Regions from separate parts of the Homo sapiens genome. Here regions 1 and 2 are each linked to region 3. Evidence: chromatin loops called from intact Hi-C (ENCODE). Cell type or tissue: OCI-LY7. All regions are shown on one strand. Links, peaks and the distances in the headings refer to the core of each region. The heading gives the core; the rest is flanking DNA.

Evidence for each region. Hi-C counts contacts between places; a loop is a spot of excess contacts. Peaks named below come from ENCODE experiments on the same cell type or tissue, not always from the same donor. Only the 100,000 strongest peaks of a DNase experiment are listed, where the experiment ranks them.
Region 1: it touches region 3 in a loop (5-fold over the local background); 4 of 110 quality-filtered maps call a loop at or near these places.
Region 2: it touches region 3 in a loop (2.9-fold over the local background); 3 of 110 quality-filtered maps call a loop at or near these places.

The regions. Positions count from the first base shown.
Region 1 is chr1:194,219,067-194,230,435 of GRCh38, reverse strand. All of the region lies in intron 2 of LOC107985242 (a long non-coding RNA gene), which reads left to right. LOC124904475 (a long non-coding RNA gene) reads right to left here. Exons shown (of 9, transcript XR_007066777.1): 9 at 10,889-11,369. Among named protein-coding and RNA genes, the nearest start is that of LINC01031, 920 kb to the right of the region's middle. In OCI-LY7, for the core only: no CTCF peak of the experiment used is centred there; DNase peaks (open chromatin) are centred at 2,615, 4,095 and 4,455; H3K4me3 peaks cover 2,607 bases; H3K27ac peaks cover 4,607 bases.
Region 2 is chr1:193,443,208-193,454,576 of GRCh38, reverse strand. It overlaps LOC124904475 (a long non-coding RNA gene), which reads right to left and starts at 292. Exons shown (of 9, transcript XR_007066777.1): 1 at 175-292. In OCI-LY7, for the core only: no CTCF peak of the experiment used is centred there; DNase peaks (open chromatin) are centred at 5,166 and 5,456; H3K4me3 peaks cover 1,570 bases; H3K27ac peaks cover 2,449 bases.
Region 3 is chr1:194,282,758-194,294,126 of GRCh38, reverse strand. The region is part of intron 2 of LOC107985242 (a long non-coding RNA gene); the gene reads left to right. It overlaps LOC105371670 (a long non-coding RNA gene), which reads left to right. Exons shown (of 3, transcript XR_922390.2): 2 at 1,699-1,774; 3 at 2,747-2,888. Among named protein-coding and RNA genes, the nearest start is that of LINC01031, 980 kb to the right of the region's middle. RefSeq lists a silencer at 4,361-4,561. In OCI-LY7, for the core only: no CTCF peak of the experiment used is centred there; DNase peaks (open chromatin) are centred at 4,406 and 5,778; H3K4me3 peaks cover 3,136 bases; H3K27ac peaks cover 5,274 bases.

The DNA.
Region 1 (11,369 bases), core at 1,227-9,226, 64 kb after region 3:
GGACCAATTGGCACTTCCTCCCCTCTGAGGTCCATAAAAGCCCTGGACTCAGCCAGAGTAGGGCAGATAATGGCCAGAGGATGAAGATGGCAGAGAAACAATTGGACACCAGCTGCAGAGAGGAATACTCACTCTGCTGAGAGCTGGAGATGTTGGGATGACCAGCTCTCAGCAGAGAGGAGCTAGCTACCTTCTCTGCTGAGAGCTGCAGAAACAACATGCCAGCAGACAGGTGCCACCCTCTCCAGACCCTCCTCTGGTGAGAATTGAAAAGCCCATGGATGGCCTGCTGCAGAGAGTAGGTACACACTGCAGGTCTCCTCTGAGCTGTTGTAACATTGTATAAAGCTCATCTTCATCCTGTTCACCCTTCACATGTCTGCGTACCTCATTCTTCTGGATGCAGGACAAGAACCCGAGAAAGGCGCCACTGGCCACCGAGGTTTCCAGAAAGAAAATTGACACCCCAAAGCTTCCGTAACAATCCTTTACCATCAATAGTTTGTAGGCACTCCTTTAGACCCACTGAAAGAACACATGTTTGGCAGGGGACTGGGAAGTAATTACTGCAGACGGAAAGGCCTGACATTTTGGGTGTCCACTGACTGGGAGTAAGTTATGATACTATACATCACTAAGAAAGAAATATAGTGTGTTGTGGTACTCTTTTAAATTCTGGAGGCATTGTATTTATTTGACCCATTTCCTGTGTTCCTAGAAAAATTGCTCCCTTTTAAAGAAATCCAAGTCGTTGACATCTTTTTAGCAAATCCAATTTTCCCAATGACTCAATCTCTCTTACTTCAGAAATGATTGTTATTAAAATGTGTATAATAGACTAGTTTAAAGCAGCATGAAATTACTGCAGATATTAACAGAAGATTAGAGTGAATAGTCCAGTTCATTTGTTTGTTAATTTTGGTGGAAGAGTATGCTCCTAGAAGTGGAAATGTATTTCTGTGATTTCCTGAAGTAGTAGGAGAAATTCAGCATCATTAAACACAAATGATAGGTAAGCAAATCACTGTAGAAATCTGAGATCACAGGTAAGGTCGATGTTCAGATTTCTCAAGTTTTTCATACAATGACATTTATTTGACTGTATCTTTTATTTTCTTAACAAATTACAATGGATAAAAATACATGATCTTGCTTTATGTGTGGTTTTACATGATATGGTGGCACATGTTGGAATTAAATTTTATGAACGAGCTGGAAGAGGCACATTCTTCCATGAGGAGAAAAGTCATGTTAGTGTAAACATTACATATTGAAGTGGTGTATACTGTCATCTACTATACTTATTCAGAGCTTGCTGATGTGATGAAAAATTCAGTTTCTTTTCAATTATTTGTTTTTGCATCACAAGCATTCTCTTGAAGGAGAGCAAAATCTCTGAACAATCACACTCTCATATTTACTATGTTGTAATCCAAATATACATCTGGGTATGAATTGTTGAAATGAGTAGCAGTCAATCACATACAATGACTCATTTTTAAAATGGGTTTTTTATGTGATTATAGTAAACAATAATATATTGTATAGTTTCAGATAGCTAGAAGGAAGATATTGAATGTTCCCAACACAAAGAAATCATAAATGTTTGAGATAATGGAGATGCTAATTATGCTGGTTGGATCACTATACATTATACATATCAAGACACCACTATGTACATCATAAATGTGTATAATTAATATGTCAGCTAAAAATAAAATAAAATAAATGGGTAACTTTATATCCAGCATCATGAACTTTGATGACCTGGAGGTTTTATGTGTGTTAGTAGGAATGCGATCAGGTGGATATTTCAGGCTTATGTCATTAGAGGAATAGTAACAAAAGAGAGCTATAACCTCCTTGGGGTCATAGGATTTATGTGCAGAGACCAGCAGGCTGTTTCCTCATTGTGCTGTAGTTTTTTATATATGAAAGTTAGAGGAAAAGTATTTCAATTATATACAAAATGCACTACTCAGAAACTATGAAGATGGAGGCTAAGTTTTTTTTTTTTCAACCAGACAAGGGGAGTTAAAATATATACAATCCTGAAAAAAGTCTAGATAAACCAAGAAATAGTAATGAAGGAGGAAAGTAACAAGATTATAAGCACTGTAAAACATTAAATTGTTAGCTTACATTTTCTACTAGTTTTATTTCTTTTACTAAGTGTAATATTTGGAAATTACAAGAAATATCTGCTGGCAGCTTTTACCTTTCCTAAGCAGTTTTCATTGTGATCCAGTTGGTTTACAAAACTGAGTTGGCAAAATAATGGAACTGAAATTAAGAAAATACTTTGACAAATGCTCACCAGCTAGTTCAGAGGTTGCCAATTGGCAAGATATACACAGCTTAATGGAATCCCATTAAAAATGGACACGTTGACATTGTTATGATTTTTGTTTGTTTTTAAAATTTCGTTTTAGGTTCAGGGGCACATGTGCAGGTTTGTTATATAGGTAAACTCATGTCACTGGGGGTTCTTGTACAGATTACTTTGTCACCCAGCTACTAAACCTAGTACCCATTAGTTAATTTTATTTGCTCTTTGTCTTCCTCCCACCCTCCACCCTAAGGTAGGCCCCTGTGTCTGTTGTTCTTCTCTTTGTGTCCAGGTGTTCTCATCATTTATCTCCCACTTATAAGTGAGGGGTTTTGTTCTTGCATTAGTTTGCTAAGGATAATAGCCTCCAGCTCCATCCAAATGAACTATAAGACCTAAAAAGTTTCAAGTAACTCTAAAATATCCAGAACTTCCTGATTCAATAGCTGAACCATGACTTCTGAGTTGCAACAGAGACAATTCCATAAACTCAAGGTAACTACATGGAAATACAATGGAGACATTATGAAAAACAGGGCCAGAATAACTCAGTCAGTATTATTTCTTTAGAATAATAATTTCAGAAAAAGGAAAATGAGTGTGATCAATCAGCTGAAAATTGCTCTTTTCCATCAGGAGGTCACTGTGTATGCTAAGTGTGAAGAATTCTTAACTGCTGCTATTCAGGTGATTCATTTTCAACCTCACATCTGTTTGTTCTGAGCTTCAATTGTTATAAATGATGTAAGTATAATGCTATCTTGGATCCTGAGTAACCTGAGGAAGTTCATGGAAATACTGATGAATAACACATGAGGAAAAAAAAATGCGGTGAAGCACTTTGTGACTTTTTCCTAACCTGTTATAATTTCCTGGAAGACAGGGATTGCACTGTTTTCTTCATTCTGAGTATATTGCCAACTGGTTTATCCTAATGATTCTATACAGTATCAAAAAAGAGAAAATACAATGAGAAATAGATAAAACATGCTTTTTCAACAGTTGTCATATTTTATTTTAAAAATCACCTTGCATATCATTACTCTTGCATGCCGCCTTCCCATGCAATATAGTCTGTGTAAAAAGATCTTGATACAGAAAACAATGCCCCAAATGACTGTAGAGCAAAGGAAAAATAGAAGAAAATAAAGAATGAAATGACTGAAATAAAATGATAGAAACAACACTCAAAAAAATGAGGGAAATTTTCATGAGAGTTAAATATGAGAAAAAATGAACAGTGGCGAAACAAGACTACACATAATTCTATGTAATATTTTGGTATTCACATATTAAATTTTAAGGTGAATATATGTTTATACACATACATATTATATACTGCCAGAGACAAAGAGAAGGAATTATTTTTAAATTGGAAATTGAAATACTTAAATCTCCTAATTTGGAATAAATCAAGATTTATTTCAGAATGAGACAAACTTCTACAACAAAGGCAGTCAACACAGATTTTGCCTCACTTGCAGATTTTCATTTCATCTACCATTTTTACTTTAAATTTTACAAAGCAAAAAGCATACATTTTCCAAGATGAGCTTGTTGCATGCCAGCTGTATATGTTTTGTATTACAGTAGATATGGAAGGATTGGGTGTCTTGGATTTAGAAAATCTTCCAGCGTGCACTCCTAATCTTAATTAGTTACCTGCTACACTTGCTTATTTCTACACTATCTCATGTCTTTTCCAGTCTGTTGCCTTATAGTGACAAGCAGTGATACTACATGCCTGCCCAGGGCTTTACTTGTCAAATTGAAGTCACAGAAAGCATAGCACCTTGTTTTGGATGGAGCTGGATAAGATAAATCTTGTTTTTCTCTTCTTTCTGTTAACAGCTAGCTTCTTTTGGGGGAAAAAAAAGCCTTTTTTTTTTTTTCAAACTGAATACATAAAATCTGTAAAGTTGCAACTACAGACAGTTAGCTTGCAAAGGCTAAAGCCAAATAAATTACTGAACTGTGGTGGTTTAACAGTATTTTAAAGACACAGGGATTCTTTTTCCCCCTTTTATTGAATTTAGGTCAAAGAAAGATAAAGTTAAACTATAGTGCTACTGGGAGAAGAAGGACTCGTGGCTGTAAGCGGTTTGTGGTTTTGTCACTATGCTAACCTTAACAATCTATGTTACAATAATAGCTTCCTCAAAATGAACATCTGTTGCTTGGTTAAGCATTATTATAATGATGAGGTAAATATATCATTCACAAGTGAAAATCCTGGTAGTATATAATACATATGTAGCTATTTCTATATTATACAATAGTATAAAATATTAATTTAATTTTGTAATACTTGCCTCTGTTATGTTTTGATATGATATATAGTGTGGAGTTTTCACTTTAGGTTTCTGTGCCCTGTGCTTAAAACTGAGATGAGAATGTTGGCAATGAGATGCATTTTATAGCTCATGTATCATATTTATGCATATTATCTTAATTGTAGCAATAAAGCTAGCCTAAGACTGTGATTGGGACTACAAATCAGAGAGATTGTCCAAGTTATCACAGTTCCAAAGTGAGAGATATTTAGCAAGAACAAGGTAGTGAAAATCTTTTCCTTCTCCACATTGTTGTCTCTAAATCAAACTCTAGTATTGTTCAGTTCATTATTAATTATTCTCATTTTTTTCTAATCTACTTTTGGAAATATATGCATTTCCAGTTGACCAGGGTGTTTAGGTGGTCTAGGTATTTAGTTGACTAGCCCAGTTGACTCGGCAGTTGCCTAGGTTATTTATCTGGGAACTACATTTTTGTGGTGTTAGAGACCACCAGTCTAGGAAGGATTTAGTTTAATAAAAGAGTTTAATTTGCATTCAAATATACATTTATACATAATTTTAATTATGGGAAGATACTACTTAATACTCACTAAGTAATAGCCATGTATTTGGCAAAGAAGTACAGCTATGAACATAAAAGGATGACTGCTGCAATCATAGAGCAATAAAGTATAGGTAAATATATATAATGAACAAAAATATTTTTTCTTGTTATTATAATAAATTGCAAGATACTATAAGAGCATAGAAAAGATGTCTGACTGTAGGATATATGTAATCCTAATATATATTATATAGTATAATATATATATATATCTGTAGAAATTGAGGCACAGTAAATTTAAGTAACTTGTTCAGGGTCTCAAATAAAGTACGTGGCACTGTTAAGTTTCAGACCCACTAAGTCTATACACTAAACTCATATGCTTCACTGTCATATTGAATTTTCTGTTTGATCTTAATATCCTTAGTGAAATAGACTATATTCGTATGTTGTATCATTCTAGAGTCTCTTGAAAAATTTTCAAACAGTAACCAATAAACATTTACGCTATTTGTTAGACTCAGAGCCCTCCTTAAAATATGCAGAAGGCAAACTTAATACATGCAAGATGATTTTACAAAATCTAGATTCAGTTGTTTTTGAAGTTGATAATATGATGCTTCCATGTTTCCTAAGGAGTCTATCATAGCAGTACTTTTTAATGTGATTACAATTAATTCATTATAATGAGCAATCCAAAATTAAGTAATTGTGCTTTCAAAGAAATAGCATTACTCAAAAATCTCTAAATTTTAGATAAGCTATGTAATCACCTATTTAAGAATCAAATAACAAGTACCATCAAAATTATCCCAATAACCCCAATAAGAATCTTGTCCTAAACACTCCACTAAAGTACAAGAATAATGGATCAGAGGGAAAAACATCTAAAAACCAAAAGAGGAAATGTGTGTAGTGTGTTCATCTTAAACTATTATATTCAAATTAATATTTATTTCTAATTCAATAAAGAGAGGCTGTCCTCACATTGTGATTTATTTTGTGTCTTTTTCCTCCCTTCGATATCCCTTCCCCCTACCATTCCCAGCCTGCGGTAATCACCATTCTACTCTCTATCTTCATGACATCCACATTTTTAGCTGCCAGATGTGAGTGAGAACATGCAATACTTACCTGTCTGTGCTTGGTTTATTTCATTTACTATAATGGACTTCAGTTCCATCCAAGTTGTGGCAGACAGGATTTCATGCTTTTTTATGGTTGAATAATATTCCATTGTGTGTATGTATGTCATATTTTCTTTATCCATTCATTCATTGATGCACACTTACTTTGATACCATATTTTTGCTACTATGCAGTGCATATATCTCTTTCATATACTGATTTCCTTTCTTTTGGATATATATACCCAGTAGTAGAATGGCTGGATCATATGATAGTTCTATTTTTAGTTTTTGAGGAACCTCCATACTGTTCCCCACAGTGACTGTATTTTAAATATATAATTTACATCCCCACCAACAGTGTACAAGGGTTCCTCATTCTCCACATCTTTGCCAGCATCTGTTACTGTCTGTAATTTTTAGACAAGCCATTTTAACTTGTATAAGATAATATCTCATTGTGGTTTGATTTGCATTTATTTGATGATTAGTGATGTTGAGCAATTCGTAATATACCTGTTGGCCATTTTTATGTCTTTTTTGAGAAATGTCTGTTCAATTATTTTGCCCATTTTGGATTCTTCTTCTTATTTTGCTATTGAATTGTTTGAGCTTATTATATATTATGGTTATTAATCTTGTCAGATGGATAGATTTCAAATATTTTCTCCCTTTCTGGGAATTGTCTCTTTATTTTATCGGTTGTTTCCTTTGCTGTACAGAAGCATTTTTAGCTTGATTTAGTCGGATTTGCCTATTTTTGCTTTGGTTGCCTGTGCTTTTGAGGTCTTACTCAAAAAGTCTTTGCCAAGACCAGTGTCCTGGAATGTTTCCCAGGTGTTTTTTTTTTCTCTAGCAGTTTCATAGTTTCAGGTCTTAGATTTAAATCCTTAATCCATTTTTATTTGATTTTCGTGTATGGTGAGAGATAAGGATTTAGTTTTATTTTTCAGTAGACAGTTATCCAGTTTTCCTGCTACCATTTATTAAGAAGACTATCCTTTCTCCATCGTGTGCTCTTGGTATCTTCGTTGAAAATGAGTTACCTGTAGATGTGTGAATTTATATCTGGGTTTTATTTTCTGTTCCATTGGTCTATATGTCTCTTTTTGGTTATGATGGCTTGGTAGTAAATTTTGATTGGGGTTGCATGAAATCTGTAAATTGCTTTTGTTGATATTGTCATTTGAACATTAATTTTTCTAACCCTTGAGCATGGACTATCTTTCCAACTTTTTTGTGTTCCCTTCTATTTCTTTCATTAGAATTTTATAGTTTTTCTTGTAGAGATGTTTCACTCCTTTAATTAGAAGGATTCCTAGATACTTTATATTTTTGTTGCTAAAGGGATTGATTTACTGGTTTCCTTTTCAGATTATTTATTGTTGATGTATATAAATGTTACTGATTTTTGTATGTTGATTTTGTATCCTGCAACGTTAGTAAACTCATTTCTCAATTCTAGAAAATGTGTGATAGTCTTCATGTTTTTCTAGGTTTAAGACTATGTCATCTGCAAACAAGACTAATTTGGTTTCTTCTTTTCCAATTTAGATGACTGTTATTTCTTTCTCTTGCCTAATCATTCTAACCAGGACTTTCTGTGTTACATGAAATAAAAATGGGGAAAGTGGGCATCCTGTCTTGTTCCAGTCCTTAGAAGAAGGGACTTTAATTTTTCCCTGCTCAGAATACTAACTCTGGGTTTGTCATGTATGGCCTTTATTATTTTGAGATATGTTTCTTCTATAACCGTTTTGATTAGGGTTTTTAATAAAGCAATGTTATATCAACTGGGTTTTGTCTACCTATTGAAATAATAATATGATTTTTGTTCTTAATTCTCTTAATGTGGAATGTCACATTTACAGATTGGTGTATGTTTAACTATTCTTGTATTCCTGGACTAAATCTCACTTGACCATGGTGAATTGTCTTTTTAATGTGTTGTTGAATTTGGTTTGCTAGTATTTTGTTGAGGAATTTGCATCTGTGTTCATCAATGTTATTGGCCTGTAGTTTTCTTTTTTGTTGTATTCTTGTCTGGTTTTGGTATCGTGGTAATGGCCTCATAGAATGAGTTTGGAAATATTCTCTTCTCTTTAATTTATTGTTGAGTTGAGTAGGATTGGTATTAGTTCTTTAAATGATGGGTTAAATTCAGCAGTGAAGCCATCAGGTCCTGAGATTTACTTTTATGGGAAGCTTTTTTTTTTTTTTTTTTTTTTTTTTACTACAGTTTAGATCTTGTTACTCGTTATTAATTTGTTGAGGTTTTCAGTTTCTTCAGGGTTCAATCTATGTAGGTTGTATGTTTCCAGGAACTTATTTCTTCTAGGTTATCCAATTTGTTGGTATATAGTTATTCAGAACAGTCTCTGAAAACTCTTCATATTTTTGAGGTCTCAGGTATGCATCCTTTTTCATTTCTAATTTTATTTATTTGGTTCTTTTCTCTTTGTTCAAAGTTTTGTCAATTTTGTTTACCTTTTCAAAAAACCAACTTTTTGTTTCATTAAGCTTCTGTATTGATTTCAGTCGCAATTTCACTTATTTCTGCTCAGATATTTATTATCTTTCCTTCTGCTAATTTTGGATTTTTTTTGTTTTTGTATTTCTAATGGTTGAGGTACATTATTAAGTTTTTTATTTGAAGTCTTTCTACTTATTTGATATAGTTGTTTATTGCTATAAACTTCTTACTGCACTGCTTTTGCTGTAACACATGGTTTTGGTATGTTGCATTTCTTTTTTCAATCTAATCTATTTTAAGAAGTTGTCTTCTTAATTTTTTTATTCACCCTTTAGTCATTCAGGAGCATGTTGTTTAATTTCCATATATTAGCTTATTTATCAAGGTTCTTCTTGTAACTGATTTCTAGTTTTATTCCATTTTGGTGAGAAAAGGCACTAGATATAATTTCTATTTTTTGAATTTGCTTAGTCTTGTTTTATGGCCTGATATATGGTCTATTCTAGAAAATGTTCCATGTGGTGATGAAAAGAATGTGTATTCTGCAGCAATTGGGTGAAATGTTCTGTAAATGTCAGTTAAGCCTATTAGATATATTGTGTAGTTTAAATGCACTGTTTCCTTGTTCATTTTCTGTCTGAATGATCTGTCCATTATTGAGAGTGAGGTATTAAAATCCCCCAATATTATTGCATTACACTCTATCTCTCCCTTTAGATCTATTATTCTTTGCTTTATGTACTTGGAAGCTCTGATGTTGGGTGCATAAATATTTGTAATATAACCTCCTAATGAATTGACTCCTTTATCACCATTTTCTAACCTTATTTGTCTCTTTCTGGAATATTAGTTTTGTAGTCTATTTTATTCAATAAATGTATAGCTGCTCCTGCTCTTTTTTGGTTTCCAGTAGCATGGACTATTTTTTTCATCCCTTCATTTTCAGACTATGTGTGTTTTTAAGGGTGAATTGGTTTTCTTGAAGCCAGAATATGGTTGGGTCATGTTTCTTTATCTGTTTAGCTACTTCACGCCTTTGACTTAGGGTATTCAGATCATTTACATTCAGCATTCTTATTGATAAGTAAGATCTCACCACTGCCATTTTGTTGCTTGCATTCTGGTTTATTTGCGATTTCTACTCCTCTCTTTCTTTTTTCCTGTCTTCCTTTCATCCTGTATTTCTTCTTCTTTTTTTTTTTTTTTTTTTTTGAGACGGAGTCTCTCTCTGTCGCCCAGGCTGGAGTGCAGTGGCAGGATCTCAGCTCACTGCAAGCTCTGCCCCCCGTGTTCACGCCATTCTCCTGCCTCAGCCTCCCGAGTAGCTGGGACTACAGGCTCCCGCCACCACGCCTGCTAATTTTTTGTATTTTTAGTAGAGATGGGGTTTCACCGTGTTAGCCAGGGTGGTCTCGATCTCCTGACCTCGTGATCTGCCTGCCTCTGCCTCCCAAAGTACTGGGATTACAGGTGTGAGCCACGGCGCCCGGCCCCTTTCTTCCTGTATTTCTTTGTGGTTAAGTGATTTTCTCTGGTTACATGTTTTCATTTATTGCTTTTTTTAATCTATTATAGGTTTTTGCATTGTTGTTGCCATGAGGCTTACAAAAACATCTCATAGATATGTTTTTCAATTAGATGAAAATTTGTCTTAGATCACAATTAAGAATAGATATAAAGGTAAAAATACAAATATATATATATATACTTATATATAAAGTGTGTATATATTTACTTATATATAAAGTGTGTATATATATATACTTATATATAAAGTGTGTATATATATATATTATATATATACACACTTTATGTGACTCATATTTTGGGTTACTTGTCTCTATTTACATATTTATTTGTTATCTATCTCTTAACAGGTTGCTGTAACCTACTATGGTTTTTGATATATTTGTCTTCTAAACTTCATACTAGAGTTAGGAGTGGAATGCACACCACAATTACAGCAATAGAGTATTCCGGGTTTGTCTCTATACTTAAACTTACCATTGTGTTTTATACATTGCAAAATTTTCTTTTTGCATATTAGTTTTTTTTTTTTTTTCAGTTCTTTCAGATTGAAGAACTCCCTTTAGTATTTCTTGCAATGGGTCTGGCGATGGTAAATTTTCTCAGTTTTTGATTGTCTTGGAAAAACTTTATTTCTCCTTCATATCTGAAGGATAATTTTGCTGAATGCAATATTCTTTCATATCAGTTTTCTTCTTTGAGCTTTTGAACATGTTCCACTCCCCGCTGGCCTATAAGATTTCCATTGTGAAATCTGCTGCCAGATGGATTGGAATTCCTTTATATGTTATTTGCTTTTCTTCTCTTGCTGCCTTTAGTATTCTCTCTTTGTCCTTGACCTTTGACAGTCTGATTATTCAGTGTCTTATGGTATTCTTATTTGAGTTGAATCTGCTTGGTGCTCTCAGATCTTCCTGTACCTAGATATGTATATCTATCTCAAGAGTTGGTAAGTTTTCTGTTATTCTTTCCTTGAAAAAACTTTCTACCACTTGCTCTTGTTTGATTCCCTTTTGAGCACTGATAACTCAGATTTAGTCTTTTGAGGTAATTTTCTGTATCTCGTAGGCAGT
Region 2 (11,369 bases), core at 1,598-9,597, 840 kb after region 3:
TCACTTGACTGACATTCTCATTCTCAACATTTGGCAAAGATGTCACCTCCTCAGAGAAGTCTTCACTAGCCTTCCTCTAGAGTAGCCTCCCACAGATATTGTCTATCTCATTATGTTTATTTTTCCTAAACTCTAATTACAATCCATAGTTACCTTATTTATATATTTGCTTACTTTTTCATTGTCTTGTCTTTCTCATTATAGTTGAAGCCCACTGATGACAGGGACTCTGACTGTCCTCATCACTGATGAATCTTCTGCACCTAATGCATTAGCACATTGTAGAAATTCACTAAAGATCTGCTGAATAAATGAAGAAATTTGTTTCTGGTACATTTTACCTATAATATATACATTGAGGATATTTGAGAAATAATTGAAGATATGGCTTAAATTTTCCACATACTTCATTTTCAAAATTATGCATTGCCTTTGGTGTTAAAGTTTTAGGTTTAAAAATAGTTGTGTTCTTGTTTATTATTATTTGTTTTTTTAAATTTATCTTTAATAGACAAAAATTATATACATTTATGGTGTACAACATGTTTTGAAATATGAATACAATGTGGAATGACTAAATCTAGCTAATTAACATATGCATTAGCTCATATACTTATCATTTTTTTGTGGTGAGAACACTTCAATTCTACTCTTTTAGTGATTTTCAAGCATGCAGTATGTTATTAACTATAGTTGTAGTACTGTTAATAGCATCTTTATTTAGCCTGTTATTTGCTTGGAATGTTTGGATGTTTTTACTGCCTAGATTTAGACAAGCATATGGTAACCAAAGCGGGTTACAACATATAAACATAATAATATTAACAACTACCATTTCTGAGAGCTTACTATATGCCAAGCACTGTTCTAAATCTCGTGTATACTAAACTAAAGCATGATTATTATGCCTGCTTAATGGGTGAGGAAATCATATATACCTTCTGATTTGAAGTGGTCACAAGTAAGGGAACATTTTATAATCCTCTTCATTAGGACTCAGTAGTATTAATTGTTAGGAATGACTAAAAAAAACAGTACAAGCATCTTTTTTGGGGGGAATCACACATGCTGAAAAGGCTTTCCATAATCTTTCTTTGAAAAGACTTCTTCACTGAGGTAATAAAACTCATAGTGTATTCAAACCAATAAAACCAAATGCTTAAATCAAATATTTAAACATTCATTTATATGCATTTTACATCTCTCTGTAGAGTAAAATAAAGCATCCTTTGACCAGAGGCTTTCCTCCCATTTCCCCTGGGTCCAATGTCATGCCAGCCCATTTCACAGATAATAGAGCTGGGATGGCCAGCAGCAGCTGATGTAGTATTGATTACTTTATGACACTACACATTGAATATTTAGTCTAATAAATGATTCTCCTGACTCCCTCTGAGTCTCTAGCTCGAGAGAGCTGTAGCTGCCAGCATAGTTGGAATTAGACCACCTCTTCATTGCCTTTCCTTTACATGGATACTGGAAAAGCAGGGTTCCATTTTCAAGAGTAACAATGGAGAATGTGGGCTATGATGAGAATAGAGTCAAACTGAAGATTATTTATAAGTAATTACATTTTCTGTTTTGTTTTATGAAACATATACCATATGTTTTCATATTAATGGGTTTTTACATTTTGAAAGAAAAATTATTTATATATGTTGAATCTTCTCAAATGGTCTTAAAACTTATGATTCTAACAAATAACCTTGAAAGGCTAATAAATTAACTCTGTATCATAATATAAAATTAAGAAATGATTGTGAGGGGAAAGGAAGAATGAATTTTGAATTTCTTTTAACAGAAAGAGACTGTCAAAATGCATCTGGATTCTGCAAAAGAGTGCTGGATCTTGGCAAAGGAGTAGCATATCAATAACCACACACCTCCCCCTAGAGTATGCCTCTTATCATCCTCAACTCTTATTCACATGTTCCTGAAGCATCACTGTATTGGCACTTCACGTGCACCATTATAGGTCTTCCTAGCCCGCCCACCCCACACTTCAGCCCCTGCTACAGCAATCAGTTCTGCACAGGCTCCTACCACCTTCCCAAAATGTAATCTGACAACTCTGAACCTTGGCCTATGCTTTTTATCCCAGGACTTGTCTGAATCTGATCATCACTCAGGTGTGCACCACATTGTAGGGAGCATAGTTAATGCCTATGGGGTTTCCATTGACCACTGGGGAACCGATAGTGGATACGTGCTTCCACTTTGGTCCCCACGCTGGACAGTTCTGAAATATATTTAATTTTGATAGGCTTCTTAGATGATCCCAGCAACATCCAGCACCATTCAACCCGCAGCAGTAGCCAACTTGATAGCTCATCCTTATTTTGGCTTTCCTAGCTTTGCTATGCCCCTAGCCCTTCACCCCTGGCCCCTGCAATTAGTCCCCAAATAAACTTGCATGCAAGACTTGTCTTAAGCTCTGCTTTCAAAGGAAGTCAGGCTAAGACATTTCTTTCATGTAAAAAAATTTTAGGTTGGGCAAAACATTATGTTATTCTACTGATAAGTGATTTTAAACATCTCATATTTATAATTAATAACAAATATATTATGAAACAAAATGCACATTTTACATTTATTGGTATCTTAAAACACAAAACTTTAAAGAAATTTCACACTTTCAGTGGTCAACACAGGAATGCCCTCTCAGAAACCAAATGGTTACCACAGTAGATGCAGAGTAGGCCCCTCAGATGCACCAACATATGCTGGTGCCCTCAGTGTCTAGGGGCCAATTTGTACACACCTGTCAAAATCTTGTTGCCTGAGGGCTTTTCTCTGAAGCTTCTGAAAGCCTGGACTACCTCAGCAAATAGTAGGCCAGAAGTTTCTGGAATTAACCCCTCTGGAGCAACCTTCAACCAATGACTGATAGGAGTGAGGAATTTATACTTAGCTCAATAGATAGACGATAAGATAGAGAAATAGGTAGATAGATAGATAGATAGATAGATAGATAGATAGATAGATAGATAGATAGATAGATAATAGATGATAGATAATAAATAAATAGATTGAAAAATAGATGATAGATAATATAGACTGACAGATAATAGATGATAGACAATAGATTGACAGATAATAGATGATACATAGCAGATTGAAAGATAGATGATAAATGGATAATAGATTAAATAGACAGATGATAGATGATAGATTTTTTAAAGACAGATAATAGATAATAGATGATAGATAGATGGAAGATAGATAGATAGATAATAGATAGATAGAGATAGATCAATGATAGATAGAGACATAGGTATATAGATGTACATATTTCACATTCCCCAGGAGGGATAGCTGTGAAGTGTACATTCTACACCATTTCCCAATTTCCCCCTGGTATTATGTAATAATGGCAATTAGTAGTAACTGGCTTGATGATGTACCTTCTATTGATTGCCTTCCGTTTCCCATCTCACTTCCTTATTTCCCTTCTGGCATTTCATACATTTCTCAAATAAATTATTTTGTACTAAAAGCCTGTCTGAAAGTCCATTTCTGTGGGCACTCAAACAGAAACAATTTTGTTGGTACCAAAATCTGTAAAGCATTGCCCCAGGTCATACATAATGAGAATACTCTTCTCTATAAAACACGCTCAGCACTTTTACCCACTGGTGTCAACAAGTTTACATGAGATCTAAAAATGAGAAATCAGACCCTAATTCACAAATGGATGTGTGAGAAGAAATTCAATGTGCATATCTATTCTTAAAATATGTGTGCCTCAGTGCCTTTGAGGCTTAGGGTTAAGTTGGGGTAAGGTTTTCCATTGGTTTGGGTTTTTTGGTTTTTTATGACTTAGTGGTAAATTTCATTCACACACCTAACAAACTGATTGTTTCAAAAATATTTTTTACCAAAATAATGTGAACTCTGTTTTCTTCATTGTAGAATAAAGAACAGCTAAATTGATTTCAACCACTTTCTCAATCTTTTCATGATAGTCTCTTCAAATGGCAAACTGCTGTGTGAGGCATTTATTTTTAACATTCCAATATCAGAGTGTGTTGCTTAAGATCTCAACCCTCAGCCTCCTCCACAGACATGCCATTTTTCTAAAAGATAAAATTGAATCGAGAAATTTGCCCAAAGGAAGGAGATGGAGGAGATAGCTGACCTAGGTTTATGCCTGCCCAAAGTGAAAAGAAATATATAGTGTCCTCCTTGGATATTGTCACGTTAAATTTGCTTTTAATGAGTTCCTTCTCATTTCCAGTATATAGACAGCATTATTCTTTGAAAGTCTTTCCATCTTCATCTGATGTCCACAGACTTCCTCCAATTCTAAGAATAAAGAGCCTACAGGAGGCAGCAAGAACAGGGAGAGATGCCAAAAGTGTAGGTCTTCTAAAAGATCTTATCCAATTCCAATGATTTTAGATGAACTTAGACGTTGAGATGGGATGGAAAAATAAGAAGAAAAAGTTACCATTACTCATTGGAGAGATGGGACTATCATATGGCTGCTCTGGGTAAATCTCTAGGAGAGATATTTACAAATATTTTCTGGCCTCTTTCTATATATTAAGTATTGTACTAGCTCCTGAGAAATCAATATTAAATAATGTATATTTATTTGAGAAATTATTTAATAATTTACAGAAAAACTAAATCCCAGATTTCACTAGAGTATTATAAAAGTGGCCACTGAGCGCTTCATTTTGGTGCTACAAGATCTCAAAGAGTCCTCTCAAGGAGCTTGGGGATTCAAGTGTATCCCCACCTTGCCTTTATGGAAAAATTCACCCTCCTGCCGCCAATTCCTCAAAAAAATAGCAACATAAGAGAGGTTTTTTTCATTCTTTATCAACATAGTTGATAACTGGAATTTATACAATGTGCTTGCAATATTAATAGAACATTTAACAAGAGAAAGTAGTATCAGATAATATAACCCCATTGCCCTTACTGGGATATTCTTACCTTAAAATGTGAAATTTGACTCATCTACCCTAGCAACAACTATTTTTTTGTACAGACTTAGCTACACAAGTATCTCAGAAATATTAGTGAGAATAGTGTCCTTTTATGCTCTGCTACTCCTTTGACCCTATTTTACTGAAATTCTGTTTAACTTCCTCTCTCCACCCCCACTCCCCACTGGCTCAAGTGTAGCCTCTCCCTTTAATTCGCAAGACTCTGAAGGCACAGGTGGCTAAGCCATGACGTTTCACAGACTCCCTGCCTGGTTACTGTGGGGCCAATTTAGCACCATTGGATCACTTCACTGACTATACCAGACACAGTACCAAGCACCAGAGAGAAAGAAATCTTCTATCTCATGATCTAGACAGACAGAGACACTTAAGATGTGTGTTTTTTTCCACAGTGTGAGGACTGTGTCATAATGGGGGCATGTGAAAGATACCATAAGAGGAATGTGGCCCAGAAGCAGAGGGCAGAGAGGATGATGGACGTTTCCTGCCAGAGGTGAGACACAAGCTGAGGCTTTAAAAAGGAACTGAAGTCAGCTGTGCATAGAAGGGGTGAGGGAATCAGTGATGCGCTGTGTTCCTTTCTTTCTGTAAAGGCTCCCCAAGAACATAAGATGAAAGGTGACACAGAAATGGAACACAGCTCAAGCAATGAAGGTCAGGACTCTCTGCAATCCCATGAACCAAAGAGTTCGTAGGAACATTGTGAATAGCAGAGGTGAAAGTGAGCCCCACACCTGCTAGGACTGAAAGTTCAAACAAATCTCTCTACTCAGCTCTACCTGGGTTTTACCACTTGCAGAAAAAACAAAGGTCCTGAGAGGTTTATAAACCTCTTAAGAAATGAAGTTCCAGCTATCAACATAATTTACTAATTCCACAAAGGTCAGCAAGAGAGACTTTATAAAAATAAGTATTCAGCATTTTACCTTATTAAAAACTGAAAGGTAGCCGGTTATGCATAAATAGGCTTAGTTTACCCACAATTAAGGGAGGAACTTGATCCACAGATATGTACACATGTTTGAGAGGACATTCAAGTGCTTGGTAATTTTTAAAATGTACGTAACACTATATACCAACGTCTTGTGTTTTATATACTTGTGCAAGTTAGCAACAAAATCAGTCTCCCTTTGTCATAGTCAAGCCAACAGAAAGTACAGAGGGCCCCTGGATCCTCTGACAATTTGACTTATGATTTTTTTACTTTACAATGGTGCAAAAGTGATTCACATTCAATAGAAACTGTACTTCCAATTTTGGATTTTGATCTTTTCCAGGGCTAGCAATATGTGATGCAATATTCTCTGGCAATGCTGGGCCAAATCATCTAACACAAAGCCTATTTTATAATAAAGTATTAAATATCTCATGTAATTTATTAAATACTGTACTATAAGGGTTCTGAGCACATTTACAGAATTCTAGGGTGAGCCACGATATTCAGTAGATTCAGTGTATTAAATGAATTTGCAACTTATGATATTTTCAACATGTGATAGGTTTATTGGGACTTAAACCCATAATAAGTCAAGGAGCTTCTGTATAAAGACAGACAGCCTTGTCTTCTGAGTGAAAACAAGAAATACAAAAACAAAATTATAGAAAAGATAATATGCTTCCCCCTCTTCATGGACAAAAATTGCACTTTTATCAACATACTTTCTTACTGAAAACAATTGACAGTAACACGCTGCAGAGTGACATTTCAGCCAACAATAGATCACATATATGACAAGGGTTCCACAAGATTATAATGAGGCTGAGAAAGTCCTATCGCCTAGTGGCATAGCCATCATAATGTCAGAGCCACAATGCACTGCCTTTTCTATGTAAACAGCTAAAGATATGTTGAGATATACAAATACCTACTATTGTGTTACAATTGCCTACAGTATTCAGTGCAATAATGTGCTGTGTAATTTTTTAGCCTAAGAGAAATAGGCTATACTATATATTCTAGATGTGTAGCAGGCTATACCATCTGGGTTCCTGTAGGTACATGATGATGTTTGCACAATGACAAAATTGCCTAACGATGCATTTCTCAGAATGCATCCCCATCATCAAGAGACACGTAACTGTATATCCATAACTTTCTTGGCAACTGGAGACTGAAAAGGACTCTAGAATGAAAACTTGTCATATGCTTCTCCTCACAATGGGAATCAACTAATGTGTGGTATCTTCAGCCCTGATCCACTTTACACATAGTCACGGCATACATATCATTTAAATGAAAAATAACAAAATCAAAATGACCTGGCGCTTTTATGAGAATATTCATCTTTAGTAGCCTTTAGAAATGTTAATGAGTATAGATGAGTCTCCATTCTGTAAAAGGGAGAGAAAATCTATAGCAGGGAAATGTCACCTATGCTGAATGGGTTGGTGGAAAGCAGCCATAGATGGGCAAAGTAACATTTTTAAGATGTTGCCAAAATACTCTCAATAAATTAGGTATTGATGGGACGTATCTCAAAATAATAAGAGCTATCTATGACAAACCCACAGCCAATATCATACTGAATGGGCAAAAACTGGAAGCATTCCCTTTGAAAACTGGCATAAGACAGGGATGCGCTCTCTCACCACTCCTATTCAACATAGTGTTGGAAGTTCTGGCCAGGGCAATTAGGCAGGAGAAGGAAATAAAGGGTATTCAATTAGGAAAAGAGGAAGTCAAATTGTCCCTGTTTGCAGACGACATGATTGTGTATCTAGAAAACTCCATTGTCTCAGCCCAAAATCTCCTTAAGCTGATAAGCAACGTCAGCAAAGTCTCAGGATACAAAATCAATGTACAAAAATCACAAGCATTCTTATACACCAATAACAGACAAACAGAGAGCCAAATCATGAGTGAACTCCCATTCACAACTGCTTCAAAGAGAATAAAATACCTAGGAATCCAACTTACAAGGGACGTGAAGGACCTCTTCAAGGAGAACTACAAACCACTGCTCAATGAAATAAAAGAGGATACAAACAAATGGAAGAACATTCCATGCTCATGGGTAGGAAGAATCAACATCATGAAAATGGCCATACTGCCCAAGGTAATTTATAGATTCAATGCCATCCCCATCAAGCTACCAATGACTTTCTTCACAGAATTGGAAAAAGCTGCTTTAAAGTTCATATGGAACCAAAAAAGAGCCCGCATCGCCAAGTAAATCCTAAGCCAAAAGAACAAAGCTGGAGGCATCATGCTACCTGACTTCAAACTATACTACAAGGCTACAGTAACCAAAACAGCATGGTACTGGTACCAAAACAGAGATTAGATCAATGGAACAGAACAGAGCCCTCAGAAATAACGTCGCATATCTACAACTATCTGATCTTTGACAAACCTGAGAAAAACAAGCAATGGGGAAAGGATTCCCTATTTAATAAATGGTGCTGGGAAAACTGGCTAGCCATATGTAGAAAGCTGAAACTGGATCCCTTCCTTACACCTTATACAAAAATTAATTCAAGATGGATTAAAGACTTAAACGTTAGACCTAAAACCATAAAAACCCTAGAAGAAAACCTAGGCATTACCATTCAGGACATAGGCATGGGCAAGGACTTCATGTCTAAAACACCAAAAGCAATGGCAACAAAAGACAAAATTGACAAATGGGATCTAATTAAACTAAAGAGCTTCTGCACAGCAAAAGAAACTACCATCAGAGTGAACAGGCAACCTACAAAATGGGAGAAAATGTTTGCAACCTACTCATCTGACAAAGGGCTAATATCCAGAATCTACAATGAACTCAAACAAATTTACAAGAAAAAAGCAAACAACCCCATCAAAAAGTAGGCAAAGGATATGAACAGACACTTCTCAAAAGAAGTCATTTATGCAGCCAAAAGACACATGAAAAAATGCTCATCATCACTGGCCATCAGAGAAATGCAAATCAAAACCACAGTGAGATACCATCTCACACCAGTTAGAATGGCGATCATTAAAAAGTCGGGAAACAACAGGTGCTGGAGAGGATGTGGAGAAATAGGAACACTTTTACACTGTTGGTGGGACTGTAAACTAGTTCAACCATTGTGGAAGTCAGTGTGGCGATTCCTCAGGGATCTAGAACTAGAAATACCATTTGACCCAGCCATCCCATTACTGGGTATATACCCAAAGGACTATAAATCATGCTGCTATAAAGACACATGCACACGTATGTTTATTGTGGCACTATTCACAATAGCAAAGACTTGGAACCAACCCAAATGTCCAACAATGATAGACTGGATTAAGAAAATGTGGCACATATACACCATGGAATACTATGCAGCCATAAAAAATGATGAGTTCATGTCCTTTGTAGGGACATGGATGAAATTGGAAATCATCATTCTCAGTAAACTATTGCAAGGACAAAAAAACAAACACCACATGTTCTCACTCATAGATGGGAATTGAACAATGAGAACGCATGGACACAGGAAGGGGAACATCACACTCTGGGGACTGTTGTGGGGTGGGGGAGGGGGGAGGGATAGCATTAGGAGATATACCTAATGCTAAATGACGAGTTAATGGGTGCAGCACACGAGCTGGCACATGTATACATATGTAACTAACCTGCACATTGTGCACATGTACCCTAAAACTTAAAGTGTAATAATAATAAAAAATAATAATAATCAAAAAAAAAGATGTTGCCAAAAAAAAATTAGAACTCAATAGCCTTGACCTGAAGAATTTAAAAACTATCAATGGTAATAAAGTTAATTAGCTGGTTAATGGCAATAGATGAATAGCTATTTATATTTAATGCCAAATAAAGTGAATGTCTTGGCACCTAGGAAATAGTATATATTAGCCTCATAGAACTATCAAGACAGTTCCAATTCCACAGTCTGATTCAATAGGCATGAAAATCAGAAATTTCCCTAAAGTGTCTGTAGTTTTATTATCAGTTCTCATCAACTTGCTTTAGAAACCTCTAGCTCTTTTCAAGTAAATTCCTATTTCATTTCATGTATTATAATTCATGCTGAGTTTCATGTTTTATAATTCATGTTTAGTCTCATCAGAATGTTATAAAAGGCAGTGTTGTAAGTGGAGCTCTGGATTAGCTTCATGCCCAGGTAAAATATTCATTCAAAGTATTATACAAAATAGGCCACTGAATTCTGATATAAAAGAACACAAGAAGTTCACTGATATGGCTTCAGATCCACATTATCACTAACCCTCAAAAAACCTCCACTTGTTGAATGTTTATGTACTATCAAAGAAAGAAATACACAATTACTTGAAAATGCCATCACAATAGTCTTCCTTTGTCCAACCACATATTTATATGAGGCTGGATTTTCTTCAGACATATCAACCACATATCATACAGCAACACATTGAATGCAGAAGCAGGTATGAGAATTCAGCTATCTTCAAGACAGACACTAACAAGGCTTATAAAAAATAAAGGAGTGCCACTTTTATTACTATAATTTTTATTTAGCAATCGTTATTTCTATGATATAATAATATTTATGTTAATGTATAATGCTTTTATTATTTATTTTAATATTATTTAATATTTAATTATATTATTATTATTTATTATGGGCTTAATAATTGTTAAGTGTGAAAAGGTATGGTGATTCTTTCAGCTGTTCAGCATGTCTATTCCAATTATGCATTTTGGAACTGGGGATACAACCACAGGATGGGTTTGAGGATACACCTGACTCACAGCGAGATGAATTTGAGCTAAAACTTTGTCAATTACCTGACCTCCATAAGCCCCTACTCTGACTGGAGGGCCACCTTGACATTTTGGGCCTCATGGAATCAGTGCTAGTTCAGAGTCAATGTTCAAGAGCCTCCTCCCAAATCCTGATTATTGCCCTCTTTCCAATGCACAATTATCATTGTAATAAGCTTTAGGTCCTTTGAAGGAAGGCTGAGAGAAAGATTAGCAGTACACATTTTCAGTTGTGTTCAAGGGTCATTCCTCAAGGAGACCCAGTCTTCCCTTCATTCAAGGGGCTCTGGGTCTGTCAACTGGCTCAAGTCTGAGAACTGATTGAGGGGCTATGATTCTGTTTCTATGATTCTCATTAGAATTTTATGATTCACTTTACCTGGAACTTGTCTGCTTATACAGATTGAGTAAGAATTTAATAGCTTCCTATCTATTTCACTTCTAGGAACACTATAATTAACAGGCCAACTTTACCAGTCTGCGAGAATCAGACTATTCTGATTACTGCTTTGACCCTACTGTCCCTTAGAGTAACTATCTTCACCATGCCTTTGGCAGTTGAGTGTTGCCACTTGGCTCTTACTCCCTGTCTTACTCTGTTTTCTGTTGCAACAGAATACCACAGACTGGATAACTTATAATGAAAAGATGTTTATTTGGCTCATGATTCTGAAGACTAGGAAATCCAAGAGCATGG
Region 3 (11,369 bases), core at 1,264-9,263:
CCACACTTTTTTCTCAATGCCTAATGAGAAAATGAAGAGCAGGAGAAAATAGTCTTGGAATGAAAACTTGCATGGAATTTAGTTGTGTATCTTTTCCTTTTCTACCCCCGCCAGCCTCCTACTTTGGGGATCAGGATTTGTAATGAGACTGACTGTACCAATTAGAAGAAACACATGTTCTGTTTTCTTTTTACAGCTTTGGAGTGAGTCAATTCCTGAAGTTAGTAGAAAATAGATTCCAAATAGTAAGATATTATATATGTGTATGATTTGCACGTCTTTCTGTTGCAGGATAGTATTTTACACTGATTTTATTGATTGCTACAACTTTCAAATTCCTTAACTTGATTTCAAGACATTCCATAGTCTTGTCCTACCCTACGCATATCTACTTTTATCCAAATATCCTACATATTTTTTTCACTACTGCCTAATGGAGTCTTTCTGGCCATGTTGGCCTCATTACTGTTTCATAGACATAATAAGCATATGGTGCATAGGGTATACAGCCATAATCACTTAACTTGCAGCCAGAATGTTTTCATTTCAATTATGCAAACATGCATACAAAAGTTATGAACTAAGGATGTTACTGAGCTTCAGATCACTTTTCTAAAGAAAAGAAATTATAATACTTGCCTCCTTTATTGAGTTGTTGTAAAGACCAAAGTTAAACAAGAAAAAGCATAAGCAAATACATTATAAGTTGAAAATGCTATGTAACTGTAATTGTTATCAGTAAATATCCTCTTGTGTTTTTTTAAAACTTTGTGGACCCAATCCGTATATCAATGCCCAACTCAAGTTTTACATAATTCCTGGAGACTGCCCTTTCATATGGAGAGCTTCAGAAAACAACAGTGCTTTCCCCAACAATAAATTATGCGAGGAACTTAGGGGATAAATATTCCGGAGATGAGTTACTGTACAGCCTGGGTGGAGGACCCTCATGTGGTCTCTATCCTAGCAGCAACTGGTAACTCACTAGAAATGCAAATTCCTGGGCCCTATCACAGACCTACTGAATCAGACACTCAGGAGGAGGGAGCATGGAGTGAAGGCCAGTGATCTGTGTGTTAACACACCCTCAGGGTGATCCTGAAGCATAATAATCTTGAAAACCCCTGTTTTTGGGTATGAGCATTGAATATTTGTTCATCATTTCATCTTCTACAGTTTATACTGTGGCTAAACTATTTGAGGGTTTCAATAAAAGATTTTTTTTCTCTGCAATATCTGATGATCTCAGTCTTTGGGTCATAGTATGAATCATACAATTTACGGATGTCTTTACTCTCTTTTACTCTCCCCTAAAATTTTCTAGGACTAAAGATTATTGAATACAAATAAAGATAAATAAACAAATAAACCTTAACAAGATGAGGAAAACAATCCTCTAAATTCGTATATCTAGTCATTACCAGAATATTTCTGACTGTATTCACATATACTTTCACATTATATGTCCTTAAGTGTTTCTTTGTACAATTTATTTTTAGCCATATTACTGCAGCAGAATTGCAAAGCCTCAAAATTTGTATAAGCAGTAATAATTCTTATTTTTATATAATTATTTTTATAAGTTAAATGAAACACCTATCCTATATGTAGATTAAAAGATTAAATAATAGCCCTTACAATAATATTAATTATTTACTTACAGTTAGTGATTGATAATATTACTTGTATATATTCCAGACTTACAGAACATTTTTCCTGAGAGATGATCAAGCTTCCATGGGTTGTTTTCAGTCCTGGATTTATAATTCCAGAGGTATAGAAAATATTGTTGAATGTTATTATTTACTTCAGAATTTAACAGTAAATACACGTTTTAGAGAGTGAAGCGTAATTAAGTAAATTCCCTAGATGATGTCAAAAATATTAATAGTCCATGTATGTTTAATTATATGAATGCAAGTTCTGTTATTTGTGTGAGAAAATTAAAACAAATGTTACAAGCAGAAAATTGCTTATAGAGTGTCATCAATTAAGGCTGACATTTGTCTCTATCATAAGACTATAATTTATGTTTTTATACTTTATATTCAGTATTAACAATAAAACCTATTTGCATATGACTATAATTAAACTAGCATTTATCTTTAAATTTTTTATAAGCATTTAAAAGATGTTACATGTTTTTATCCACTTGTACCATTCAAGTAAATAACTATAGATTAGGCTTAGATCAGCTTGTTACCCAATAACAGAATTTGTTGGCTTTCATGTTTTATGGAAAACTGACTGCTGTTCAGACTATTGACACTAAACTGTAGGGAGTATTTTCACTGACTATACCCTGGTGTTAATATAATCTATAACTTTCAGTAAAAATATTAATGTTTTTAGAATTTTAGATACCAGGGTGTTTCAATCCATCATTTGTATTCCTTTTTATGAGATAAATGAATCCAAATTTCAGTGTACAATACCTGCTGTAAAATGTTTATATCAAATGTAAAATATAGACAGCAGTAAAATATGGGATGTGAAAGATTTAGTAATTTTTTTATTTCTTGTCAAACAGTAGGATAATATTTAGAGATAAGAGGCAAAATTTATCCTGAGTAAGGGAAAGTTATTCTGCCTTTTAAAATGTTCGTAAGCCTATCCAAGGTTTCAGTATTTTTGTGTGTTTTTTATTATTAGAGGAAAGTTAACAATTCCCTTTGATCTTAATGATGTTACATCATTGTAGCATGAAAGGAATAGTATAACCTCAACCAACTTTTTCTGTATTTAGTTTTCAGCAGTGCTGACAATTGTCTATGCCATGATAAAAAGAGAACGAAAATGTGTTGGAAGAGGCACCTGGGAGTGTAGTTGTCTCAGAGGGAACACCACATTTGTTCCTATGACACATTTTCATTGAAAGAAAAAAGAAAAAGAAGAAAGAAAAAGAAAGAAAGAGAGAAAGAAAGAAAGCAAGCAAGATAGCAATCAAGCAAGCAAGGAAGGAAGAAGAAAGCATCTTTTCTATTTCCCTTTCTTTTTATTTCTGTGTCTTTATTTCTCCTCTCTCTCTCTTCCACTTACTCCTCTCTTCCTCTCCCCTTCCTTCCCTCTCATCCTCGCCCCTTCTCTTCTTCTTTTTACCCCTACCCCCACCACCTTGTTTCTAGTCTTCCACAGTATTTTCTTACTAATACAAGGAGTGACTTAGTCCTGGTTAGAACAAATATCATAGAACGTCTTTACACTAAGCCTAGAGGTTTGCCTGTTGAAAGAAAACCACTAACTAAGTTTATCAAGGCATTGATCACCACCACCCCATTTACATGCTTTAATATTATATAGTATGCACCACATGACGTTAAAACATCAGGTTAAATTGCTTTTCTTTCAGAATAAACAGAGGCAAAAAGATGTAGTTATAATGTGTAGTAAAGTTTCTACATCTGCAGGATATACTCCTTTTTAAGACTTATTATTTTGATGATGGTGTACAATAAATCTCATTACTTGTGGGAGCCAAAAAGTTAACTGCTAATTCCATGGGTACCAAGGGGGCTGGACCCTATTACCAATTGTCTAGTACTAAGAATGACCTCATTATGTTATGATAAAAATTTTTAGCACATTCTAGACACTGAAAGACAGAGGTAAGTAAAGCCAGGTTAATCAAAATAGGGATCTTATAGCCTAGTAGAAGAGGTAACCCATAGAAAACAGATTTTTATACAGTACACTAAGTGATGATATAATGGTATGTTTAGGTTGCCATCGTAAATGAGGTAAATTCAACTCATATCAGAGATCCAGGAAAGGAGTTTAAAGGAAATACTTAATATGAGTCTTTAATAATAAATACAAAATTTTAAAATAAAGAATGGAAAAAAGTCATTTTCCTTCAGCACACTGTCAGAACATCACAAAGATGTGAAAATAAATATTTCATGTAGGAAATTCTGGCTTGTTCTGTTGCAGAAGCCTTACTCCTTAGCTTAGCGAGGTCTGAGTTCTTGTCTCACCACCACGATGAATGAGGTACATGGACATAGGAGGGTGAGTATGGCAGAATAGACTTTATTAAGTGACAGAAAGCGCTCAGTAAGGAGAGGGGACTCAAAAGTGGGTTGCCCTAGGGGATTAAAAACCTCATTTCTAGGGGTGTGTTTCTCATTTGCATCTTGCACAACCTTTTACTTCCTAGTTGCTTCCTGGTCCCAGTTCTTACTGCCCAGGTGCGTTCTTGTCCATAGTTATTCCATCTTAATTATTATGCATAAGCACCACAGAAAGGCCCAGTGGGTAGTAGGGGTGGTGGTGGTGAAACCACAATGCAGATGTCATGCTAATGATATTATAATGAGCTTGAGTCAAGTTAAGGACATTTAGTTGATTTATTACACCTGCGCCTAAGTTGGGACAGTCCCTTCTGAGCAAACATTCTGGTATAAGAGGAAGTTCTTAACCACATTTCCATCTGCTAGCTGCATAACAGGGGCAATGCAGGTGCATTCCTGCATGCATTGTCTCTCTCATGAAGCCCTACATCTCCATCGTACCACTTGCATACATAAAAAAGGTAAGTGAGATTAAAGATACACTTGGATAGAAGCAGGTCACAAGGGCTCTTGTGTTTTGTTAGAAATATCAGCATTATTATAATTTGAAATATGTTGTAATGAGCATTTATATGACACTTCTATATTTCCCCAAGAACCAGCTGCATATTTTTAAATATTGTATGTTTAAGATTTTCAAGAGGCTTGTAAATTTTTTGAGTTTCATAATCTTTAACAATGCAAACCAAAATACTTAATCAGTTCTTACTTAGTCATTTATGAAGTTACCCATGGGAAAATTATGTTTACTGATATTTTAACCCTGTTTCTATCACTTACTTATTCATCCAACTTCCAAAACCAGTGTTCTTTGGCCCTTCTCCTCAGTTTGTTTTGTTAATAAAAGTTATAAATTTAAAAAATAATAATAATAGAAAAATACATCTGTAACAAGCCATTATTTTATGCTATTTCTCTTCTTCCCAAATTTGGACTAAAAAGGATTTAAATATAAATGTTTGTTTTAAGTTTTTTATTTTATTTTAGTTCAGGTATTGGTTTTTACTGGAGAGGTTAGAGAAAGTGATTTCAAAGGGCAAAATCAACTCAAAATTGTAAAAGGAGAAAATGGAAAAAAAAAAGCGATGATATTCATGACTGATTATCTCCTTCAAGAAAGGAGGGAGGAAATGAAATGTGCTCAGTCTTCTCTTGTAATCTCTTTTCCCAAAGTTACCTCTTGACATTTTTGGATGTTCTGTCACAAGAAAGTTGATCTTTCCATTTCTTTGGTTACTTAGCTTTTAATCTATCTGTTTGCATACATGCTAGAGAGCGATGAGTGATTTGTCGTCTACATAGAAGTGGAAATTTATAGTCTGAAAGAAAATAATAGTTTTCTTTTCTTTTATCTGTTTTATTATTTTCATTATTTGAAATTCTAGTAAGTAATATTCTTCCTTCAAAGTAGCTGTCACTTACAGCTTTCTTAACCTGAGTCTCAGAAAGAATTCAACAAAGCTGTATCTTTCTGTCTTTAAAATATTATTTCTTCCTGTTTCTATCAGTCACTTATGTCATAATAAATATTAAAACTGACAGGCAATATATTTTAAGTGCTACTGTAAAAGCATTGTTTTGCTATAAATAAACAAGCTCATTTCTCTAGGACTTAAATAGGAATACAGATTTGATACATTCTCTTCCCCTATTAAACATCTGTGGCAAGATGCCATTAGGGAGTTGTTAGATTTGCTGGAATTTTCCACTATGCCAGATATTAAATTACCTGTCATATGTGTTCTGAAGTATACAGAAGGTTGTAATCGTATAAGGATGCTGAATGTGCTGACATTTTCATTGCCCTGAATATAAGTAAACATAATTATTGGCTCTTCCTATAGGGTTTTAATTGATATGTTGACCAGTAGCCATGAGTGGGTTTGTGAAGACAACAGGATATAAAAATGGATGTCTTTACAAATCCACTGTCTTTTGTAAAGAAATGCATCATAGAGCAATTATAAAATAATTTGCATTATTTTATATCATTAAATTAATATCAGGGTATAGGTTATGAAAACTACATGATTCAAAATAGACACTATAAAAAAAGAATGCTGTTGGAGTGGGAAGAGGCCAAATGAGCAGCCACCATTTTGCACCTCTACTGTGGCATGGCCACGTTGCACAGTGCTCAGTCAGGAAATGCGATTTACACATCCAACTCCTAGCCTATTCTTCCCAATTACTATGATTTTCTTCCTGCTTTTGTCACTATTTCTGAGTTCCCATTTATCTAGTACACTGGGATTGGGTAACTGCAACTCTGGATACTTAATAATTAAAAAATTGCATTATTAGGAATGATATTCGACTTCCCACATAGATTCTTGTGTTTTTCTCAAGTCTTTTTTCATGTTCTGTATTGAAATCTATCCCCGTATAATCAACCTACTTTCCATGTTTCTGGGTCTCTGAATAAATTCCTTCTTGGATTTGTCTGTACATAATGGCATATTGTGGCTATTTTCCCATTCTCATATATTTTATGAGGAGAGGTCTTGCAATTCTCAAGGCAAATCAGGAATGATCTGCCATGTTTTAGTTCAAAAATTACTTCTGGATGAGCACAGTGGCTCCCATCTGTAATCCCAGCAGTTTGGGAGGCTGAGGTGGGAGTATCACTTGAGGCCAGGAGTTTGAGACTAGCCTGGGCAACATGGCAAGACCCTGTCTCCACAAAAATTTCAAAAAACCAAAAACTCAGCCAGATGCAGTGGTGCACACCTGTAGTACCAGCTACTCCAGAGGCTGAGGCCAGGAGAGTTAATTGAACCCAGGAGTCAGAAGTTGCAGTGAGCTACGATCATGCCACTGCACTTCAGACTGGGAAATAAAGCAAGACTGTATCTCAAAAAAAAAAAAAAAAAATTACTTCTGTCATTAAACTGGTACATAAATTCAATAATATGTAGGAATGAAAAACATCCTTAAAGTTGTAAGGATTGGTCCGGCACGGTGGCTCATGCTTGTAATCCCAGCATTTTGGGAGGCCAAGGCGGGTGAATCACCTGAGGTTGGGAGTTCGAGACTAGCCTGACCAACATGGAGAAATGCCGTCCCTACGAAAAATACAAAAAAATTAGCTGGGTGTGGTGGTGCATGCCTGTAATCCCAGCTTTTCAGGAGGCTGAGGCAGGAGAATCATTTGAACCCAGAAGGCAGAAGTTGCAGTGAGCCAAGATGGCGCCATTGCGCTCCAGCCTAGGCAACAAGAACGAAACTCTGTCTCGAAAATAAAATAAAATAAAATAAAATAAATTGTAAGGATTATTGTGATTTCTGATTGAAAATTCAAATATCTACATTGTTTAAATATATATAACTCTGGGACTTTGCTTTTCAGAATCACTCACTTTTTCATTCATTTATTAATTATTCATATTAAAATAACTTAATGATAACCTAATATTTGCCAAGCTCTATTCTAATCACAGATCTATCTGCAGAAATCTCTGTAAAAATATACAATATAAATGTATAAAGACTTCTGCTTTGTAGAGCTTACATTTTAATGAGAAATACCAATGAACCAAGATAAGTACCAATAAGATACCAGTAAGAAGCTTATAAGGCCCATGAAAAGAAAAACTAGTACAAAATAAGGGAAATTGAGAGTGTGGGGTGGGGTGGGGCGGGCATTTGCATTGTGTAGTGGAGATAGCAGGTAAAGCAAATACCTATTGTCTTCATATGTTTTACATTAGCAAGGGGTCAATGTGGATGGAGTGGATGAGGGAAAAAATAGTTAGAATTAAAGTTAAGAAGAGGGGAAAGAAGGAGGGGTATTTTAGGTAATAAAGAGTGTTGAAAGTGACTATGAAGATTTTAGGCTATAAGTGAAATTAGGAACCATTGTAATGCTCTAAGCAGAGGTTTGACCTCCCTCCTTTACATTTTAACAAGATTACTCTGGATGTGATATTGGGAATGGTTTGTGAGGTGAAAATGCAGAATAAAGGAGACCTTTTTGAAGGTTCCTCTAGTATTTTAGGTGCGAGATGTTGGTGGTTTAAACTACTGTAGCAGTGGAAGTAAAGAAAACTGGTCAGATTCTAGACATATTTTGAAGGCAAAGCCAAAATAATTTTGTAATAGACAGAATGTGTGATGAGAAAGAAATCAGAAGACCAAGGATGATTCATCTGGAGTTTTGACCTATTATCTGGATTTCACTAGAAATTTAAGAGATGAATCAAAAATTATTACTGATCTGTGAAGTAGCAAAAGATAATTTTATTTTTCTCACGAAGCTTCAAATCTAATTGTACAAAAATAATCATTTAGGAAGTAATAAAACATTTGAACATCAAATTGATGTTGTGATTTTGACTGTGAATACAATAAAATTTACACTAAACTGCAAGGCCTTCAAATGTCAGTACCAGAACTTATTAAGTTATCAAACACGTAGTGCTTGGAACATACAATGTACTCTATTAACTAAACTTTTCAGAACAGAAGGTTAGAGACTACACATGCTTCATGGAGAGAATGTCAAATTTGTTTTCTTCTTAAAATAAAAGCAGGGTTTATAAAGCTGAAATTCTTATACTATCAGGGAAGCAAAGGGAAACAACAGGAACTTATCCAATAAATGTCTTTTTTTTTTTTTTTCAAATACATGTTTACTGACAATCAATTCTGTGCCAAAGATAAGAATAAAGAATAGGTTTTGGAAAAACAAAGAATTCATACAAAGAAACATACGCATTTTGTACCACTATTAAACACATCATAAAATATCATGAGTTATTTCAAACAAGATACAATTAAGTTCAAATTTGAATTTTTCCTACATTATTAAGACTATGTACACATGCATATATGTGGACATGCATAATTACATTTATGATTATGTATTCATGTTTGCTGAGCAGCCCACTGCTTTTACATATAATTTATTCCTGAAAGCGACTGAAAAAAACCAACTGTTAAATTTCAACAGATTTAAAGTTGTGGTTATGTGTAGATGTTGGTCATGGTCATGGCACTGTTGTAAAGAACAACTAAAAATCAAATCAAAAAAACTAATTATTCATAATTTTAAGCATTATTTTATGCCTGTAAGTCTATATGCTTTTCAATTATATCATTTTTTTAAATTGAATTGTAGCCTACATGTTGAAATGTAGTGATGTCCTATTAAGGTTCAAATTATGCCATATTAAGCATGGAAGAAAATGCAATTTTGCCATAATTTTATAAGAAGGACACCTATTATTAGTTACAATGGGTTTTTCCATGTTTTCTTTATTTTTCTAAAATGTAATAGTAGAAGTTACTTGCTGAAATAAATGCACACACACAAACACAACAGTGAAACTGCCAAAACTGAAAGTTTGCTCACCAAAGATTGTCCACGTTTTTATCAGCTGATAGTAACAAAATCCGAATTCTAGATAAAATTTTGGCTTAACAGTATCAACGGATACTTCCATTATAGGCCTTAATAAAATTATCATATAAGAATATTACACATCAGAAAGTTTCAGAAATATACTTACGAAGGTTGAGGATTTCCTTACAAAATGTTTAAGAACCTCTGAGTTTCTCGACTGCATCTAAAGAACTGATAATACTCAGTATGTATTTCAAACACGACTATCAAAAAACAGTCTTTCTAAATGCCGTAAAAAATAAACTAGGCATTATTTCCCATGTCATTGCTTTGCTTACGTTCACCTTTTCTGAGCTATATATATTCTTAATTTTATTGTTTCTTAATTTTATTGTTCCTAGATTTAGTTTCTAAATACTGAGGAAATGCATCTTTCTTAAGTCTTAAATGTATATCTCTGTTTTAATGGTGTCCCAATCAGCACAAATAGCCATGTACCTGTTAGTCTAAAATATTAGAGGATAAATTAGTATGAATGGGCAGAACAACTTGTTGTATTTCACAAGAAGAGAAAATGTTTCACACGGAATGTACTTCTCAAAATATAGCCAAAGAAATGCTACCCTCTCTTGCATGCTAAATTGCAGATATGCAGGTTTTCCCTATACCAGTCACAATCCTAGGCCTCTTCCATCACACCGTTAAGGGATAAAAACATCAACAACTTCCTCAGTTTATACCAAAGTTTCAGAACTACTGATTTAGGAGAACTGTTAATATTGCCACAGTCACAGCAAATCCAAAAATAGCTTTTGGGGGAATATTTTCTCCTGCCCTGAGATCCTTTAAACCTTTTAAACCATTTACCCGGATTGTTCATAAATATAAATCATAGATGCTTTGTAATGTTCAAGAAGATTGCTATAAGACTCCTTCCTCAGATTCCAGCTGATCGTCTTGCTTATCTTGTGTCCCCGTTTCTTTTCTTTTTTTTTTTTCTGTGACAGAGTCTCGCTCTGTCGCCCAGGCTGGAGTGCAGTGGCGCGATCTCGGCTCACTGCAAGCTCTGCCTCCCGGGTTCATGCCATTCTCCTGCCTCAGCCTCCCGAGTAGGTGGGACTACAGGCGACAGCCACCATGCCCGGCTAATTTTTTGTATTTTTAGTAGAGGCGGGGTTTCTCCGTGTTAGCCAGGATGGTCTCGATCTCCTGACCACCTGATCTGCCTGCCTCAGCCTTCCAAAGTGCCAAGATTACAGGCATGAGCCACCGCACACGGCCCCGCCATTTCTTTAGTACTGACTCCATCTGACTGTCTGACCTTGACTTGAATCTATAACTACAGTACAATATGTGAGCTTCTGGATTCATGTATTATTTGTTTTTCTTTTTGGTCTTACTTTACAAAACGACTTTTACTTGGCTGATCCATTTTGTTTTCCTGTTTTCACACCACCCTTACCACCAACGGAAATGAATATTGAGCCACTTCGATATTTCTTTCAAGATAGTGGAGGAGTAAAAGTTGCACAAGGTGGGGGTTGGAACTAAAAAATTTTAGACATTAATGTGACTACATGCAGAAAATTATTCTCTAAGTTGATAGTTTCTAGACGTTTGGATTTGATAGACTAACAAAGCATCCTTTTGTGGATTGATACAAATTTAACAACATTTACCAAGTAAGACTATTAAAATAAGAGTTATTATCTAATATAATTTTATTTTAAATATAAAATTTAACCTACAAAAGAAAAAAAGTCATAACTTTTTAATTCATTCCATAAATGTTTACTAAAGACTTATTAAATGCCAGAGACACTTTTAGGTCTTTGGGATATGTGCCAACGTAGACCAATCCTTTAAATGAAATAAAATTGTCTATGAAATATTAAACTGTTTTTTGTCTTTCTTATTCTATAAAAAAAAATGTCCATGGAGTAAACTTTCCAGAT